2 separate regions of the Homo sapiens genome follow, and region 1 is linked to region 2. Evidence: read pairs that join two places in POLR2A ChIA-PET (ENCODE). Cell type or tissue: PC-3. All regions are shown on one strand. Links, peaks and the distances in the headings refer to the core of each region. The heading gives the core; the rest is flanking DNA.

Evidence for each region. ChIA-PET counts read pairs that join two places held together with the same protein. Peaks named below come from ENCODE experiments on the same cell type or tissue, not always from the same donor. Only the 100,000 strongest peaks of a DNase experiment are listed, where the experiment ranks them.
Region 1: POLR2A ChIA-PET joins it to region 2 with 12 read pairs; 2 of 35 experiments call an interaction of 5 or more read pairs at or near these places.

Annotation. Positions count from the first base shown.
Region 1 is chr13:62,466,851-62,475,964 of GRCh38, reverse strand. No RefSeq gene overlaps it. Among named protein-coding and RNA genes, the nearest start is that of LINC00459, 150 kb to the right of the region's middle. In PC-3, for the core only: no CTCF peak of the experiment used is centred there; no DNase peak of the experiment used is centred there.
Region 2 is chr13:62,832,942-62,842,055 of GRCh38, reverse strand. It overlaps LOC105370234 (a long non-coding RNA gene), which reads left to right. Exons shown (of 3, transcript XR_942013.2): 3 at 2,803-6,063. Among named protein-coding and RNA genes, the nearest start is that of LINC00448, 41 kb to the right of the region's middle. In PC-3, for the core only: no CTCF peak of the experiment used is centred there; a DNase peak (open chromatin) is centred at 3,995; H3K27ac peaks cover 1,077 bases.

The DNA of each region.
Region 1 (9,114 bases), core at 484-8,483, 370 kb after region 2:
TTATTGACTCACAATTTACATCTTTTTATATACTGTATCCATTCATTTATTTTTAAATTTATGATTATCTTTAACACTTTTGTCTTTTAACTTTTATACTAGAGTTAAAAATATTTTATTTGCCATCATTCAAGTATTACTGTATTCTTTATTTTTCTATATGATTACTTTTGCAGCAATTTTTGTACTTTCATATGCTTTTGCATTACTGTTTAGCATCCTTTTGCTTCAACTTCTAGAACCTGCTTCAGCATCTTATATGGCAGGCTCAGAGGTGATGAACTTCTTCAGTCTTTGTCTGACAAAGTCTTTATCTCTCCATTTTGGAGAGATGGAGGACAATTCTGCTGTTTATACTAGTCTTGTTTGGCAGATTTTTCTTTCAGTACTTTGATTTTACCATCTACCCCCTTCAATCTTTGCTGAGAAAGCCAGACAATCTTAAGGGTTTTTCATTGTTCATGACAAGTCATTTTTGTCTTGTGCTTTAAAAAAATTCTCATCATCCAGCGGCTCACGCCTGTAATCTCAACACTTTGGGAGGCCAAGGTGGGAGATTCACCTGAGGTGAGGAGTTTGAGACTACCCTGGCCAACATGGTGAAACCCCATCTCTACTAAAAATACAAAAATTAGCTGGGCGTGATGGAGGGCGCCTGTAATCCCAGCTGCTAGGGAGTCTGAGGCGGGAGAATCTCTTGAACCCAGGAGGTGGAGATTGCAGTGAGCCAAGATTGTACTCCAGCCTGGGCAACAAGAGTGAAACTCTGTCTCATAAAAAAGAAAAATGTCTCGTCATCTTTGTCAGACAATTTTGTTATGTCTCAATGTGTATCTTTTTGTATTCAACTTTTTATGGGGTCTTTGTTTTTTTTTTTCACATGAAGGATGATTTTGGCCATTATTTCTTTGAGTAAGCTTTTCCTCTTTTCTCATTTTTCTTTCTGATATTCCTATAGTGTGTATATTCAGCCGCATGATGATGTCCCGTAAGTCTCATAAGGCCTTTTTCCTCTTTTTTGATCTTTTTTTTTCTTTTTGTTCCTCTGACTTTATAATTTTCAATGACCTGTCTTCCAGTTTGCTTATCCTTTCTTCTGTTTGACCTAGTTGGCCTTTAAAACCCTCTAGTGATTGTTGTTTACTCTTGCTCAGTTATTGTATTATTTAGCTCCAAGATTTCTGTTTGGTCTCTCTGTTTCTATTTTCTCTTTCGTCTGCCTCTTTCCAGTAGGATTTTATACTCCTCTAGTGTATTTTATTTGGTTTTTGTTTTTGTTCAGTTATTATATTATTCAGCTCCAAGGTTTCTGTTTGGAGCTTTTTCTATCTCTTTGTTGAAATTTTCAGTTTGTTCGTGCATTGTTTTCCTTATCTTATCAAACACCCTTATGAGGGTTATTTTTAATTAACTTTCAGGTAGATTACATATCTTCCTTTCATTAGAGTCAGTTTCTAGAGATTCATTTGTGCCTTTGTTAGAGACATGTTTCTGTTTCTTCACTTTTCTTGAATTTGTGTTGGTATCTGTGCACTATAAAAAAAACAGCTACCTCTCCTAGTCTTCACAAACTGTTCTTACATAGGAGAAGACCCTCACCAATCAGCCTAGTCAAAGATTCTGAAGGCCTATCTCAAGCCTTCAGGCTAGTCCAACCTGCTTTTTTTGTTCTTTGTAGCCCCCAGATGTTTGGAATATTCTGGATCCTGTCAATGTTCAGAGATAGGCAAGGCTGAAGCTATTTTCTAGCTTCGGTCCTTAGAAATTTTGGGTCATTGGTTGTTCTGTAACCTTTTTCCCTCCCCAGGGAGAAGGTGGGAGCTAACATTTTTGTCTCCTTGCTCTGTACTGAGCCTGTTGTTAGGAGCTTGCTGACGGTGGGGAAGGAGCTACGGTAACTGTCATCTAAAACACCTATCTTTGTTCTTACTTAGCTCTAGGCAGCTTGAGTGTGCCAGGTTCTGTCAGCTCTCTCAGATAGGCAAGGCAGAATCCAGTCCTGAGTAGCTTCCCAGAAAAATTAGGTTGTTGGATATATGTTCCAACTTTTTCCTCACTAAAGAGAACCTTGGAGCAGAAAGGCTCCTCCCAATCATAGGGTGCTGCCAGGGATTGGGCAATATGGTGAGAGGGTGTTTTAAAACTAGCCAGGGTGGCTGGTTTCATGCTAGATTAAGGTGCAGAAACCTCTCAACCAGTTTATTTCTCATAAAGGGAATTCGTCTATGTAGTGTTGAAGAATCACAGTGTTCATGGGGTGGAGGAGGATATTTCAGAGCTTCTTGCCTGAAAGGAAGGAGATTTCAGGGCTTCTTGCTAATATCACTCCCCTTATATCCTAGATTCCCCCTCACCCACCCCTTAACAAAACCTTCCATTAGCACCTCTAAAAAGGCAATAACAATAGAAGAATGAGTTGTCAAGGATTTGAAAAAGTAATCCAGAATCAACAACAGATTCCTATTTTAGTCAGTGTTGCTTCTTGGTGTTTTTGAAAACAAGGAGGATAATATTGTTTGTAAATCATGGAATTCAATTAATCTGAGTCAGAGAATAATTTAGCTGAGTCAGGCTCAGATTGTAGAAAACTATTAGACATGCCATCGTAATTAATTTTACTTAGGTTTTCATTTTTGTATTTGCACAAAAATGAAAAGAAGATAAATACATGTGGTTAAAAATGTCTGAAAACAACACTTTCATGATTATAGAATAAACACTCCCTGTGTGAAGTTTACCATTGTGTCATGGTTTACTTGGGAGTTCTGTGTTCTTTCCTAACGGCAAATTAAAAATGTATTATACAAACATTATTGTCTCATAATTGATAAAATAAGGCATTCATTTATTTACATTAATCATGGAACCACATATACAGTAAATACATAAGAAAAAACTTTGCTGATTACATCTGGGAATAAAATTGTAAATTCTTCGTATGAGAAACATTTTTTAAATAAAGAAACTTGTGTTTCAATCCACAGAATTTATCTTCAAAAATTATTTCCTATGGCAATAAAGCTATTGTTTCTAGCTATTGTTGTTTGATTTCAGCCTCTTTCAAAAATTTCCTGAATATTTGGAGACATTATTTATTGATCTTAAAATCATAAAAGAGTTAATGCTGCTTCATTAGGGATTCTCTTAAGACTACAATAACCATGTCGCATGGAAGAATCTAGCCAGTATTATCATAAAACATGAAAACTATTATGTAATGAATGGATCTAAAATGAAAATATTGTTGTATATTGTCATGAGAATTTTTCATGAAAAATAAAGTAACTCTTAACTCAATATATTACTAATGCTTAAGGGGAAGTAAATATTCTCTAAACTACTCACTACAATATTTCACCTCTGTTTAGATGATGAACATAGTGTTACAGTATGTCAAATAGTGTGGAAATGAAAATGTTATATCATAAAATGGCATAGTTGTTTTTGTATTTGTAGAAAGATTATCAGGTGATTTATATTCTTCCAGGGTTGCCATTATTATTAGTATCAGGCAATACAAAGCATATAGTAGTTTTAATCTAATAAGTGAAAACCTTTGTGTGTTTTATAGTCTATTACCAATAGCACAATACAAGTTATATATTTTTAACAAGAGTACATATCATAAATATCCAGTTGTTTATTGACAATATTCTTCAATATTTCCTAATATTCAATGGAGGATGGATGCTTAGTTAAAATTCTATTTGTTACTTATTACTTTTATTATTTAGTATGTAATAATATTTGATATGGTTTGGATGTGTCCCCACCCAAATCTCATCTTGAATTCCCATGTGCTGTGGGAGGTAACTGAATCGTCGGGGCAGGTCTTTCCTGCGCTGTTCTCGTAATAGTGAACAAGTCTCACAAGATCTGATGGTTTTAAAAAAGCAGAGTTTCCCTCCACAAGCTCTCTTCTCTTGTCTGCCACCCTGTAAGACGTGCCATCAAACCTCTTTCTTTTGATTGCCCAGTCTCAGGTATGTCTTTATCAGCAGCATGAGAATGGACTAATACAATGTTCTTGACAGTAATGACAGTATTTGTTATTGTTCAGGGATCTATTAACACAGAAAGCCTGAGTCTGCTATCCTTAGAATGATCTGGTTTCAAGGTTTGCCCTTGGCTGGCAGTCTGGGACCTTGATAAAAGTGTCTTACTGTGCTTAAGTTGTGTGTACAAGCAACATGGTTTATCTTGAACATTAGCTTTCCCTATGGGGCTCTGAAATTTGGTAGGCAGAGGTAATTACTTGACTAGCTCCCAGTTAAATTATTACTGATGAGTCACTAATTAACTTCCCTGGTAGACAACCCTTCTTACAAGTTGTCACGACTTATTGGTAGAAGAATTGATCATGTCTTGTGTGGCTGTATTGGGAGGGGACTCTTGGAAGCTTTCATCTGGTATTCCCCCAAATAAATTTTAGCTATTATAACTATATGCTGAGTTATGCAAGTCCTCACAGTTATCCCCAAATGTGCAGGGTAGTCTTTGATACCCTTAACAAGAGCACATATTATATACCAAGCATTATTATAGATGCATTATATCCATTATTATATTTGTGCTCAAAAAAAACCCTGTAAGATTGTGGGGTTTTTAAATTGTTTTTTTTTTTTTTGTTTCTTTGTTTTTTGAGATGGAGTTTCACTCTTATTGCCCAGGCTGGAGTGCAGTAGCACGATCTTGACTCACTGCAACCTCCACTCCCAGGTTCAAACTATTCTCCTGCCTCAGATCCCCAATAGCTGGGATTACAGGCATGCGCCACCATGCCCAGCTAATTTTGTATTTTTAGTAGAGATGGGGTTTCTCCATGTTGGTCAGGCTTGTCTCGAACTCCCGAAAAGTGCTGGGATTACAAGCGTGAGCCACCATGCCCAGCCCAGATTGTGTCATTAATTCTGGTTTGTGTATGAGGAAACAACACTGAGAGCATAAGAAATTACAGAAGTTAAAAGAGATAGCATGGAGACAAAGCCAGAATTTTTACACTATTTTTTTTTGTCTTTTTTTTTTTTTTTTTTTTTTTTTTTTTTGAGATGGAGTCTTGCTCTGTCAGCCACGCTGGAGTGCAGTGGCACGATCTCGGCTCACTGCAACCTCTGCCTCCCGGGTTCAAGCGATTCTCCTGCTTCAGCCTCTCGAGTAGCTGGGACTACAGACACGTGCCACCATGCCCAGCTAATTTTTTGTATTTTTAGTAGAGATGGGGTTTCACCATTGACACAATTTTTAAAATTCCAAAATAAGTGTGTTGGATAGCACTGTCTACTAAAAAGTAGCATTAACAATAAATCCCATATAGACCTGTTATTCTGTCATTATTCTTGTATTTGCATTGCCCATGTTTGATTTCAGGTATTCAGTTGGTGGTATGTGCTGTCCAGAATAACACATCTAATAACTCACTAACTAAAACTAGCCACAACTCCCAGGATTCTCTTCTGCCTAAGAGTTACATTTTTGCCAATTGAATTTCAATGAAAGCTAGTAAATAGCAGGTGGATTTGAGTACCTGTAAGAACACTGAGTTGTAGCATTCATTATCTGTCCTTTTTATTCACCCATAATAATCTGGTCCACAAAACTGAGATCTTCCTTTAATATCCCCAGATTCTTCCTAGTATAAAAGTTCTGTCTAATACTCAAACCTTTTCCCCACACTCAGTTAATTGGAGGCCTCGACTTGCATCTGACATCCAGTAATTATTTTCTGGGCTATGCACTGGACCGTCTGTCTATATTTCCTAATGCCTATTGTCACCAAGTATTGTCTTCTGAAATTCCCTCATTGTCAATATTCATTGGGTCAAAATTTAACGATCTGAACCCTTTCCTGTATTGAACCTGAGATGGTAGGGGTTTTTTTTTGCCAATACATATGAAAATAACACATAAAGAAATTAAAATAATCAGTGCCAACATTACATATATATGTATATTACAGTAACTTTTATTTTTTATATTTTCTAAGAGGATGTGTTTCTATTCTACCAGGAGGCAAGAGGCAGAGACAGCAGCCACATGAATACTGTTTTTGTTTTTTTTTTTATTTTTTTCCCAAGATGAGAGTGTAAGCTTATGAATTCTCTGAAAAAGGAAGAACTAATGTTCACAAACATCTTTTGATAGAAACACACGAACTGTTAGGAAAATCAAAGAAAGTAGAATCATCCCTCAGTATACTCAGCAGATTTCTTCCAGGATTCCCAAGAATACCAAAATCCAGGGATGTTCAAGCTTCTTATTTAAAATAGTGTATATGCATATAACCTATGTTCATTCACCATATTCTTTAAATAATCTCCAGATGATTTATAATGCTTAATGTAATATAAATGCTATGTAAATTGTGTTGATACAGTATTGGTTTTAATTTTCAGATTATTATTATTATTTTTCAATAATTTTAATCCATGGCTGGTTAAATCTGCAGATGCAGAACCGAGGATACAAAGGGCCGATTTTATATAAATGTGATTCTTTCATACAATCTATAAAAGCTGTGACAGTATATTTTCTTCTGAAAATGTGTAAGATAGGATATCCAGGAAAACACACTAGCTATGCAGGTGAGAGTGTGAGTTTTCAATCAAGATGGCATAATAGAAGCCATATGAAAAATCGTGGAGCAGTTAAGTGGAAATAGATGTTTAAGAACTTATAATTGTTTGTAAAACATACAGAGAAAAGCAAAAGCAGATATCTGAAGAGATAAAAATGATGAATTTATGTCTGAAATCTTACTAGAAGACTGAATGTTGGAGTTTTGTTGTTTGGTTTTCCCCAGAATTGTCAGGCCTTAACTAGCTAGGAAGGGTGAAATTAACATCTGAGGCAACAAAGAAAAAAAAATCAACAAGAAAAGTATAACAAAAATTACCATGGTGGAGATAATCCTAGTTTTAAAACAACAGTTAGGCATCTAAAGAAAAAAGAATGAATAGGAAACAAAAGGTCAGTGTTCCAAAGCTAAGTGATTACTATTCTAATTTTCTGAAGGTAATTTTTCATTCCCTGTCCTTGTGTTAATATTGACAAGAATCCTTGGATGTAAGTAGGTCTACTGTTATCTTTAATTTTCAGGTTGTAAAAGATAATAAAATCAATTTTGAGTGCATAATATGTCCCAGCAGCTATACAAAGTTTTTTTTTCTTTTTTTTTTTTAAAGCACTCTCATTTGATCCTCAAAAGTACCCAATCGGGTAGATAATAGCTTTATTCCATTATATAGCATTATATAGGTCAGAAAATTTAGACCTGGATATATTAAGTAATTTCCACAATGTCAGATAGCAAATATTGGAGACAAACTGCAAATTCAAAAATATCTGATTCCAAAATTCTGATTTTTATTAGGTGATACTGCTCGTTTATTCTATTAGGTGATACTGCTTCAATCTGTAAAATATGGAAATTAACTTACTATCCAAATTCACATTGTCACATTGTGAATGTGACTTAAGGAGTGACTTTCTACTAGAATGCTGAATTACTAATTTCCCTGGATCTTAATGACAGTTTGTGTGCTCATTTTTTCACTTATTCTATTGATTATCTATATGTGCAATTAGAGATGCCATCTGACTAAAGCGGTAGCCATTACTGATTCATTGGTTCAGACATCAATGAACACTTTGAGCCTCAGAAATTTAAATCTTCACAAAATAGTCTATAGAGCAGCACTAACACCATAATTATATTTTTTCTTCAAAGATTGATTTTGAGAGTATTTCCTGTTCACTTGTTCTTTGAAAATGGCTTAAAATGTAAAGAGTGCAGCACTCTGTTATTTTAATTTTAATCACTTAAGAACCACCATAATTTCATTGATAGATCAAGGTATATTATTAATAATCTACACATAAAGAGGTTACCTATCTCACCTGGAACTGAAAAATGAAACCATAAAAAAATTCTTAAAAATTCTATGATAATATATAGATTATATTTCTTTCATACCTAGTCAATGTTGTACATTTTTTACTAAAGAGATTCCCTAGGGATATTAATATATTGCAAAATATGTGAAAATTAGAAAAGGATAGGCATTTGTATTGTGTACAGCCAAAATAAAGAAGGTTGACATATTTTAACTTACCTTCAAAAAACTCTGTAAAAATTACATTGCTTTTGTGTGTTTTCCTAATAACCCAACATCTCTATTTTAGTAATTTAAGAGAAAATCTGTTTATAAGTATGTTAATCATATATTTTTTAATATTTATTATGTATGTTGATAATCAAAAACATATATTTTACAAAAAGTATAAAAGTGAACTCATTTATTCACAAATACAATTTTATAGTCATAATAATTTAAAAATATTTACAAGAGAAATACTATGATTAACTTCAATTGAGGCTAAAATGTACAGATTTTGAAACTAAAGAAGTAAATTGCATGCATGTAATCATATTATCTCTGTAAGTATTGGTATTATGAAAAGAGAAAGTGAAATTTATATATTTTACCCCTGTAGCATTTATAAATACACAAAAATAGCTATTTTAAAGTAGCTGGAATGATTTGAATTGGTGCTCCCTTAAAATAAAAAAAATAAATTATTTTGTGACTCCAATTGCTTTTCTAAGTTTATGATTGAATGGGTCATTGCTAAGTAGTTTTTATTTTGTTTGTTTTTTTCTGTCTGATGTTTTTCTGCTACTGTATGTAATTATCATGATAATTCTCAAACCTTTATGATAGTGTTGTTGTCATTGTTTATTAATAAATAATTGCATAGAGTTGCTTGCATAGGGCTTAAACAAAATGACATTCGTGGTTTGAAGAATGGCATGAAAAATTTTTTGGCCTTCTTTCTATTGTTTACATGACTTCTCAATGACTACATTATTTCTAAACCACAGCTTATTATTGAAGTTAAGGCATTTCTTTTATTTTAGACTTATTCAAAAATAAAAAGACATTAACGATTTCTTTTTTTTTTTTTTTAGATGTAGTCTTGTTCTGTTGCCCAGGCTGGAGTGCAGTGGCACGATCTCGGCTCTCTGCAACCTCCGCCTGCCAGGTTCAAGTGATTCTCCTGCCTCAACCTCCCTAGCAGCTGAGACTGCAGGTGTGTGCCACCATGCCCAGCTAA
Region 2 (9,114 bases), core at 700-8,699:
GGACATAATCACTGTTTATCCCTCTAATGGCTTCCTACCTCACTCAGAACAAAAACCAAACCTTTAAAATGAAACAATCCACAGCTGAACTTAATTGCTAAAACCTTCAGCATCCAAGGGAAATTATTATGAGTGCAGTGTCTATGATAGATTGGAAGAAGATTCCTTGAACAAGAAAACCACAAAAAATTAAATGGGGTAATATAGGAATAGGAGAGTAAGAATCTATTTTAGAATGATGTCAGCTGGATTCAAGAAACAGGGGACATATTGTGAAAAAGTATGGGTGAGAGATCTATATAAAATATAAAGAAAAATAACTTCTTAATATACTATCTTTAGTTATTTTATACATAATAATTTGATACTGACTATATATTTCTAGCACTGCTAGGCTCTGAAGCTAAAATAATAGATAAGCCAAAGTGTCTGTTCTGTATTAGCCTGTCGTCCAGGAGGGTCATAAAAATAATAGGAGTTAAAGAGAGAGAGAGATGCGCTGGACAGCAGGTGCCCACCTAACATAGCAGGAGGACTCAAGAAACACCCTGCAGAGAAGATAATAACCATGCTCAAACCAGAGTAACTTTAAGTCCAGTGAAATGAAACAAGATTAAAGGTACTCCAGGAATTCATAGCAAAAGATACAAAAGCATGGAGACAGTGCAAAGGATGAGATTCAGGTTAAACACAATGTGAGCCATCAATAGAAACAGAATTGCTTAGAAAATTGTATTATTAATAGTTACTTTTCAAGTTATAAGGATGTCAAGATAAGTTACTCGTCTGAAGAAAATTAAATAAAATTTGTAATGATGTCAAGATAAGTTACTCCTCTGAAGAAAATTAAATAAAAATAAACTGATGAGTCAGTAAGAAGGATGCAAAAAAGAGAAGAGAAAATTAGAAAATAAACTTAAAATAAATATATACATTGTGTGTGTGTGCATACAAACATGAGTTAATGGAAACTAAGTAACCCTTACAAATCTATTGATAATGCAAGTTTATTAATGAGTAAATATTTACATAAATACTCACCTCTCTTTAAATTTTTGTAAGTTTCAAATAAATGCAATAAAAAATTTTTTAATTGACTTAGGCCCAATTCAGAACTAGACTGATGTACCTTAGTAATGTTATTGCTGAAGATAATATAATAGTTTTTTGAAAAAATCATGAAGCTATCATGTTCAATTAGTGACTTCACAGATTAAAAATTGAGATTCAAATTCATTTATTCTTCACTGAATATACATAAAGCTATATACAGAAAATCATTAAAAAATAGAAGTTTATAATTGAAACATTGTTTTAATGATCACGTGCTCTCTGTATTGATGGTTTAAAAATTATAAGAAAATTTATAGATTTCTTATATATAATTTATATTTCTACACATCCTTATAACTTCACTTTTATTTTACATAGATAAACTAAATTTTTTCATATTTAAAATTTTGGATATCTATTTTTCTACTATTGTACATTGAAAATGTTATGATTTATCTCTCTACACTCTAATATGACAATAATGGGAAAGGGTTCTTAGGCTCCAAATTTCTACAAATTGTTATTTAATTGGATATATCTACTCACATATTATTTGACTGAAAATCATCAGTTCTGACAATGCTTTTACCTCAAACCTTTGCATTATCATGTAGAATAGTTACTTGGTGTGCTTTTCTCTTTTTCTTATTAACTTACCTAAGAGATGCCTTTATGTAGAGTTCATCTTCAATTTTTCTATATTTCTTGCAACAAAGTTTGGCACACAGTAGGCAGTTAGTAAAGGTTATTAATAGAAAGTGTTAGATACAGTCTTCCTTTATTTTCTGCAGTATTAAAAGCCAATGTACTACTTTTAATTTCTGAAGAAAAATAATATAGAAGTAAAAATATATTTTTTACTGCCAAAATTCATTTTCCATGCAGACCTACTCCTTTTGTTACCTATTACTGTTACTCTATTTCTTAACTTTGCATGCTATGTCTCAAATGATTAATGTAATTTAAAATAATATTGAATAAGAGAAATAGCACTTTTTTAAATGACTAGGCTAGGCACTTCTCAGGTCAACATTTGTTTCTGAGTGGAAATAAAACTCAACTATTACTAGCAATGTCATTACAGTATCAATGAATGTAAGGATACATTTACCAAAAAAAAGGTATTTGGCTTTCTGCAAATACCATTCACGTAAATTATATATATGTATTTATATAGTTATATAACTTTACTTGTTTTTTTCTTTACTGTTTTTCAATGTATTTTGTTACCTACATGAAACTACAGTGAAATTTTTCTACTTATAAAAGCAGACATCTATTTGGGGAAAAATAAAATCCCTGAATGTATTAGTGAACTTTATCTTGGAGACTTTCTGATTTAATTGATGTAATCTGACCTTGCCATTAGTCTAGCTGGAGGCAAGCTATTTCTGTCTGCATTACTTTTCATTATTGCTTCCTTGTAGAAATTCAGTACCTGCTGCTCCATATAAATGTATGACAAAGCTAAAGAACATAGTACAGAAAGTCATCCAATTTTCATCTGCCATTTTCCCATCAATGTGAACACACAATTGTATTCTTCCTAACCTTCATAGTTAAAAGATGATTATTTCAACTGAAATTTGGAAAACCTACATTCCGACTTGAGATTTAGAAGAAAATTGATATTCCTTATTTATCTAATGTCCAAGCATCATCAACCATGATATAAATCACTTGAATTTCCTAGCAACTTTTTTTGCAGTGGTGCCTAAGCTTATTATTAATTTACTCTGTTCTTCCTAGGTGCAGAGTGGAGACAATCAAGTCATATATCACATAAACAATTAAAAACTCTCCTTTGGCTGTAAGCTTTTTGAAATGATGAAGTGCTGGTACAGAGTGAGCTGTCCTTGAGTTACTTTCATTGGTAAGTATTAGACAGCATGATGAATTTTTTACAAGCCAGACATTTGAAATAGTGTCTTCAAAGCTGTGTCAGCTGCCTATTTATCTTTATTATGGCCTAGAAACTGATAGCAAAAATACAATGTTAGTGCATGTATTACATTAACAACAATTATGGGCTTTATTTTTTCTTAGAGATGAGTGCAGGAAGAAAATGTGCTTTTACAGCAATGTCATTGCTATCTTTTCCCCTCCAAAGATAAAAAGTAATTTCAACGTAGATATGTGATTGTAGTTAAAAATTAAATTATATTCTATGCTCAAAAGTAAATCCTTATGAGAATAAATTCAATTTTATAATCTTCCTTATAAAGTATAGGTGACAAGTATTTTAAAGCATAGACATGTTTAATATTTTATAAAATAGGTACACTGATGTACTGTCTTTGTCTTGAAATAATTCTCATTAGTGCAATGATATAGTATATATCTCATATCCATATAAAAACAGATTTTCTCACATTTTGTATCCTTTTTTCTAATGAATTTAAATTAAGGATATACATATACTGGTGTATGTCAATCTTATTGTCATTTCAAAAAAAAATTTTTTTTTTTTCTTGAGATGAAGTCTCGCTCTATTGCCCAGGCTGGAGTGCAGTGGCACGATCTTGGCTCACTGCAAACTCCGCCTCCCGGGTTCAAGCAATTCTCTGCCTCAGACTCTCGAGTAGCTGGGATTACAGGTATCTGCCACCACGCTGGGCTAATTTTTGTATTTTTTAGGGGTTTCACCATCTTGGCCAGGCTGATCTTGAACTCCTGACCTTGTGATCCACCCGCCTCAGCCTCCCAAAGTGCTGGGATTACAGGCATGAGCTACTGAAAAATTATTATTTTAAAGGAAAACTGATAAATGATATTACAAATATATACATAGTCATCATTGTATTTGTAATATAATCAATATTGTTTTAAGCTGGAAGGAAGATGACTCAGCTCAAACATTACATGAGTATGTTACAAAAACAGTCTAGCATACACATATCCTTTTCTATTTTAAGGACACAATGCAATACTGAAGGGCTACATAACTTACGTAGAGCTAGTCAATGTTGAAACTGGATCCAAAGAATGCTCTTCCAACTCCAATTTAGAATTCCTGCCGGGGAGTTGCTGTTCCTCCCAGGGCATGTATATGTCTCTGTTGGTTTCTGTTTACATCATGGCTCTAAGTTAACATTGCAGATATTTTCAGCAGTATTCACTATTATTAATGTTACACATTTAAATATTAACAAAATATAACGTGGATTTGCTAAATGAATTTTTAAAATCACAAAATTACTATTATCATGACTAACACTATTTGTATCCTGATGAATAGAGCTACAGAGACACAAACATGTATATACAAACAGACACACACATGTGTTTGCAACAGTATTCTTAAATTATTCGCTACTCTGATGAGATGTCATTGTGATAAAATTATATCCACATAAAAATTACTTAGAAGCAGTCAACCAAATTTAGAGCCATCTGTGTTTATTGTGTACAAAATGAAATTGAAAATTTGAACTGTGAATAAAATAAAGAGGCATGGGTTTTCATATATGAGTCTATATACCACACATAATTGATATTAAAGGGGACATCAAAGTTTATATGCTTACAATGATAATCAGATTTAAGTTTTATATTTGTACTTTATAAAAACTAAAGTTTTTTTGTTTTAATTTGTTCATCTGTCTTATTAAAAATACTCTTAATTAACCTGGAATAAAATGTTTCAAAGGACAAACTGAATTTGATTTTTAATATGGGTATTCTACAACAGCATAAGTTCTCAACAGATGAGTTCAAATTCATCCCATCTTAATCTCATTTGTCTCAAATATTCTTTGCTCATTTACCTTTTGCTCAACTCTTTGCAGCCCATTATGTTTATATTTGCAGGCCCCACAGCACTACCTAACGCCATCTCTACCATTAACAAGCTGAGAGATTTTAAGTAATCATTTCTTTGAACAATATAATGCATAAATCAAATTGATTATCATTGTGATGAAATGTATTTGACATAAAAGAAGTCTCTAAAATATGGTCTATCTACATCAAATATTTTGTTAAATAGTATTAGATGAATAAATATTGATATTGATGCCAAAAAATATGCTACTAGTCTCATATGTGCTTTTTTCTTTTCTTAAAATAAGACTATGTAGCATGCATTCTATTACATTTTTGTAATTGAAAAATGTATCTTTGACTTATATCAATTGCATTTCAAGAAAAGTAGTCATAAAAGACAAAAATATTGCTTTAAAAATATATTAAGTTTATTGTTATCAAATTCCTTCAAATTTTTATGAACAATTAAAGTTACAATATTAAATTACAAATAAAGAAACTGGATATTCTGGTAACTTCCAGGGGGAAATTGTTGGAAGCCATCTGTATAATAATAATTTTAAAAAAAAAGCTTTTTCTCAATTGGAAAGCACCATCAAAGTTATCTTAACTTTATGCAACACTTTGACCTATTTTGACAAGAATAGAGTTTGTAAAGAGAAACAGAATTTGTATAACTTTTCTGAGTTCATAGCTTCATACACCTCTTACACTTTGCTTGGCTAAGAAAAAAGGCTATTATTTCCAGTTAAAATCTTATCTTCAGTTACTTGAATTTGGTATCTCTTCAAGGACATTTTAGTGTTACGTATCAAGGATGTCTAGTTTACCACACTTGTAAACGTATGTTGCATTCTTTAATTGAGGTCCTTGTGTGTAATTTGTTAAATGTCAATTTCCATTATCTCCATGTACTACCTGCTGAAATTGTCTTCAAGATACAATTTTGTATCAATTTACATCCAGCTCCAGTACAGTTAATCTTGTATTATGCTATGTTTACAAAAATTTTTTTCATATCTCTATTATAACATTTGTCATATTAATTATATATTTTAATTCATTATAATGTGAACTAATTAAAACTGAAAACATCATTTCTGTATACTTACCATTTAAGAGAATGGATTTTTAGAAATGGCTTGATGACTAGTAGGAATAAGGGGGAGAAAGTAAGTGAAAATTAAATTGAAGTAAAGAAAAAATGAAAAATAAAATAAAAAAGGAAGGAAGTAAAAAAAGAAAGAGAGGGAGGAAGGAAGAAAAAAGAAAACAATGAAAAGGAAGAAAAGGGAAAAGGGAAAGAAAGGATAATCAGGAATGCTTATGTCTGGCAGAGCTGTGTAAATATAGTCTCTTTAAGGTTGACTACTGGTTGCTCCTTCTTAACGTTGATTTCCTCCTGCTTACACCTATGTTGTTAACTATAATCTCTTCAATAGAATGTGTCCTTTAGGAAAATAATTAGTATCAGTCAATAATTACATTACTTGCAAATTCAAAATTTCCTGTGTTGATACCCAAGCCCTCATACTGCAAAAGTCTCTTCTAAAATGGTTTTAGAAAAATAGTTTAATATTACAATTTTATAGATTAATTCCTTAAAATAATAATAAAAAGAGAACTCAATTTTGTGTCCACCTGTAATATAGAAAGCAAAAAGCAATGAGAAAAGTCCAGCTAAACTACTAAGCCAGCACTTGTTTTTAACCCATGAGAGAGGTAAGATCCTAGGAAAATGGAGTAGCCAGAAAGGTAAGGAAGATGGTCCTATGTCAAGGGAAGACAATACTTGACTGTCTCATCTGCGGCAGAGCATGGGATGAAGGAACAGCCTGACAGAAAAGCTGATAAGAAATGAGCTAAAATTTTAATGGCTATCAAAATATCCAGTGTAGGTTAGTGTGACGGTGTAGCTACAATGAGATTCCCATCAAGACAGGGAAGTTCACATTCACTCATATCCTCTTTTTCTCAGTCCTCCTTTCGCTGCTGGAGGAATGGAATAAGGGCAGGGCAGAGGACAAGAGAGACTGCCGGTAGTGCAGGCTTGCAGGAAGGACATTGGCAGTCAGACTCCCTGCAGGATTTTTTTAAGACAAGTTATTATAGAAATGATGTGGCAAAGCAAAGAACTAGGGGACCCTAAACACTTTAGTAAAAGAACAACTTTAGAGACTTACTAGTAGCCTGCAGTAATACATAAATCATATTATTGTCAAAACTATAGACATACCATTCAATGAATAAGAATAGAGGGTGAAAATAGACTTAAACATATATAGTCAATTGATTTTTTGACAAATATGTCAAATCTACTCAATCCAGAAAAGATAATCTTTCAACAAACAATATAGAATTTCATAGTTCTATGCCCCAAAAAAGAACTTTGATCCATATTTTCACCACATAAAAAACCACCTTCAACTGAATCATATATTAAATGTAAAATCTGAAACTATTGAACTTATAGAAGAAAACATAGGAGTTAAAACTTTGTGATTTTAGCTTGGACAAAATTATCTCAGGACCAAAAAAAAGCATGAAATAGAAGAAAAACTTGGATCAAAATTAAAACTTTTGTATTGGAAAGACATTGTTAAAAGTAAGAAACAGTAATTATAGATTGGGAGAGATATATAGTATTCACATATACACATGTATATTTAATAAAAATATATATATTGAACAAATACATATTTAATGGTTATATAATGGGTATATGTAAATAAGTATCTTTAAATTATTTTATATACATATATATGACCAATATCTGACAGATAAATACAAAGAAAATATTAAAAATTCTGACAACTCAATAGTAAGAAATTAAAATACATCTAAGGAAATGTGGCCAGAAACAGTGGCTCACGCCTGTAATCCCAATAGTTTGGGAGGCCAAGACAAATGGATTGCTTGAGCCCAGGGGTTTGAGACCACCCTGGGCAACAGAATGAGACCCTGTCCCTATAAAATAAATACAGAAAATTAGCCTGGCATGGTGGTGTGTACCTGTAGTTCCACCTACTTGGTGGCTGAGGCAGGAGAATCATTTCAGACTGGGAGGCCGAGGTTGCGGTGAGCCGAGATCAAGCCACTGCACTCCAACTGAGCAACAAAGTGAGACTCTGACTAAAAAAATAAACTAAAATAAAGAAAAGTATTTAAATGGAGACTTCAGCAAGGAATCAGTGGCAAAGATATTATGTGATGCTTAACATTGTTAGCTGTTAGGCAAATTCAAATTTATACCACAATGGATACAAGTAAAACATTAGAATGTTTAAGGACTGGTATCTCAGCACTTTGGGAGGCCAAGGCAGGTGGATCACATGAGGTCAGTTGTTCAAGACCAGCCTGGCCAACATGGTGAAACCCATCTCTATGGAAAATACAAAAATTAGCCAGGCATGGTAGCCCATGCCTGTATTCTCAACTGCTCAGGAGGCTGAGGCACGAGAATCACTTGAGCAGGGAGGCAGAGGTTCCAGTGAGCTGAGATCACGCCACCGCACTCCAGCCTGGGTGACAGAACAAGACCCTGTCTAAAAAAATAAAAAAAAAAAATAAGAAAAGACTTAACAGTAAGTGGTGAGAAAGATGCAAAGAAATTAAAACTCTCATTTGTTGCTGGTGTGAATGCAAAATGACAGACGTCTTGAAAAAGGTTTGACACTTTTCGTATCTCTTACAATTTCACTCCAGAAGAGTTAATGGAAAAAATATAAAATGCATTTTCAGATACATACATATATACATTAATCACCAAAAACTAGAAATTAAAAAGGTACTTCAAATGGTGAATGAAAAAATTGTGGCACATATAAATAGCAAAATACTACTGTGCAACAAAAAGGAATGAACTACTTATATTTCTAACAACACAAAATAATTGCAACTATATGTATATGTATATATTTGAGATGGAGTCTCGCTCTGTCGCCCAGGCTGGAGTGCAACGGTGCGATCTCCTCTCACCGCAAGCTCCGTCTCCTGAGTTCACGCCATTTTCCTGCCTCAGCCTCACTAGTAGCTGGGACTACAGGCGCCCGCCACCAAGCCTGGCTAATTTTATTTTTTTGTATTTTTAGTAGAGACGGGGTTTCACCGTGTTAGCCAGGATGGTCTTGATCTCCTGACCTCGTGATCCGCCCTCCTCGGCCTTCCAAAGTGCTGGGATTACAGGTGTGAGCCACTGCTCCTGGCCGCAACTATATATTTATAAGTAAAAAAAGCCAAATCAAAAGCCTAGATAATATATGACTTAATTTTTAAGAGATTCTGGAAAAGGCAGTA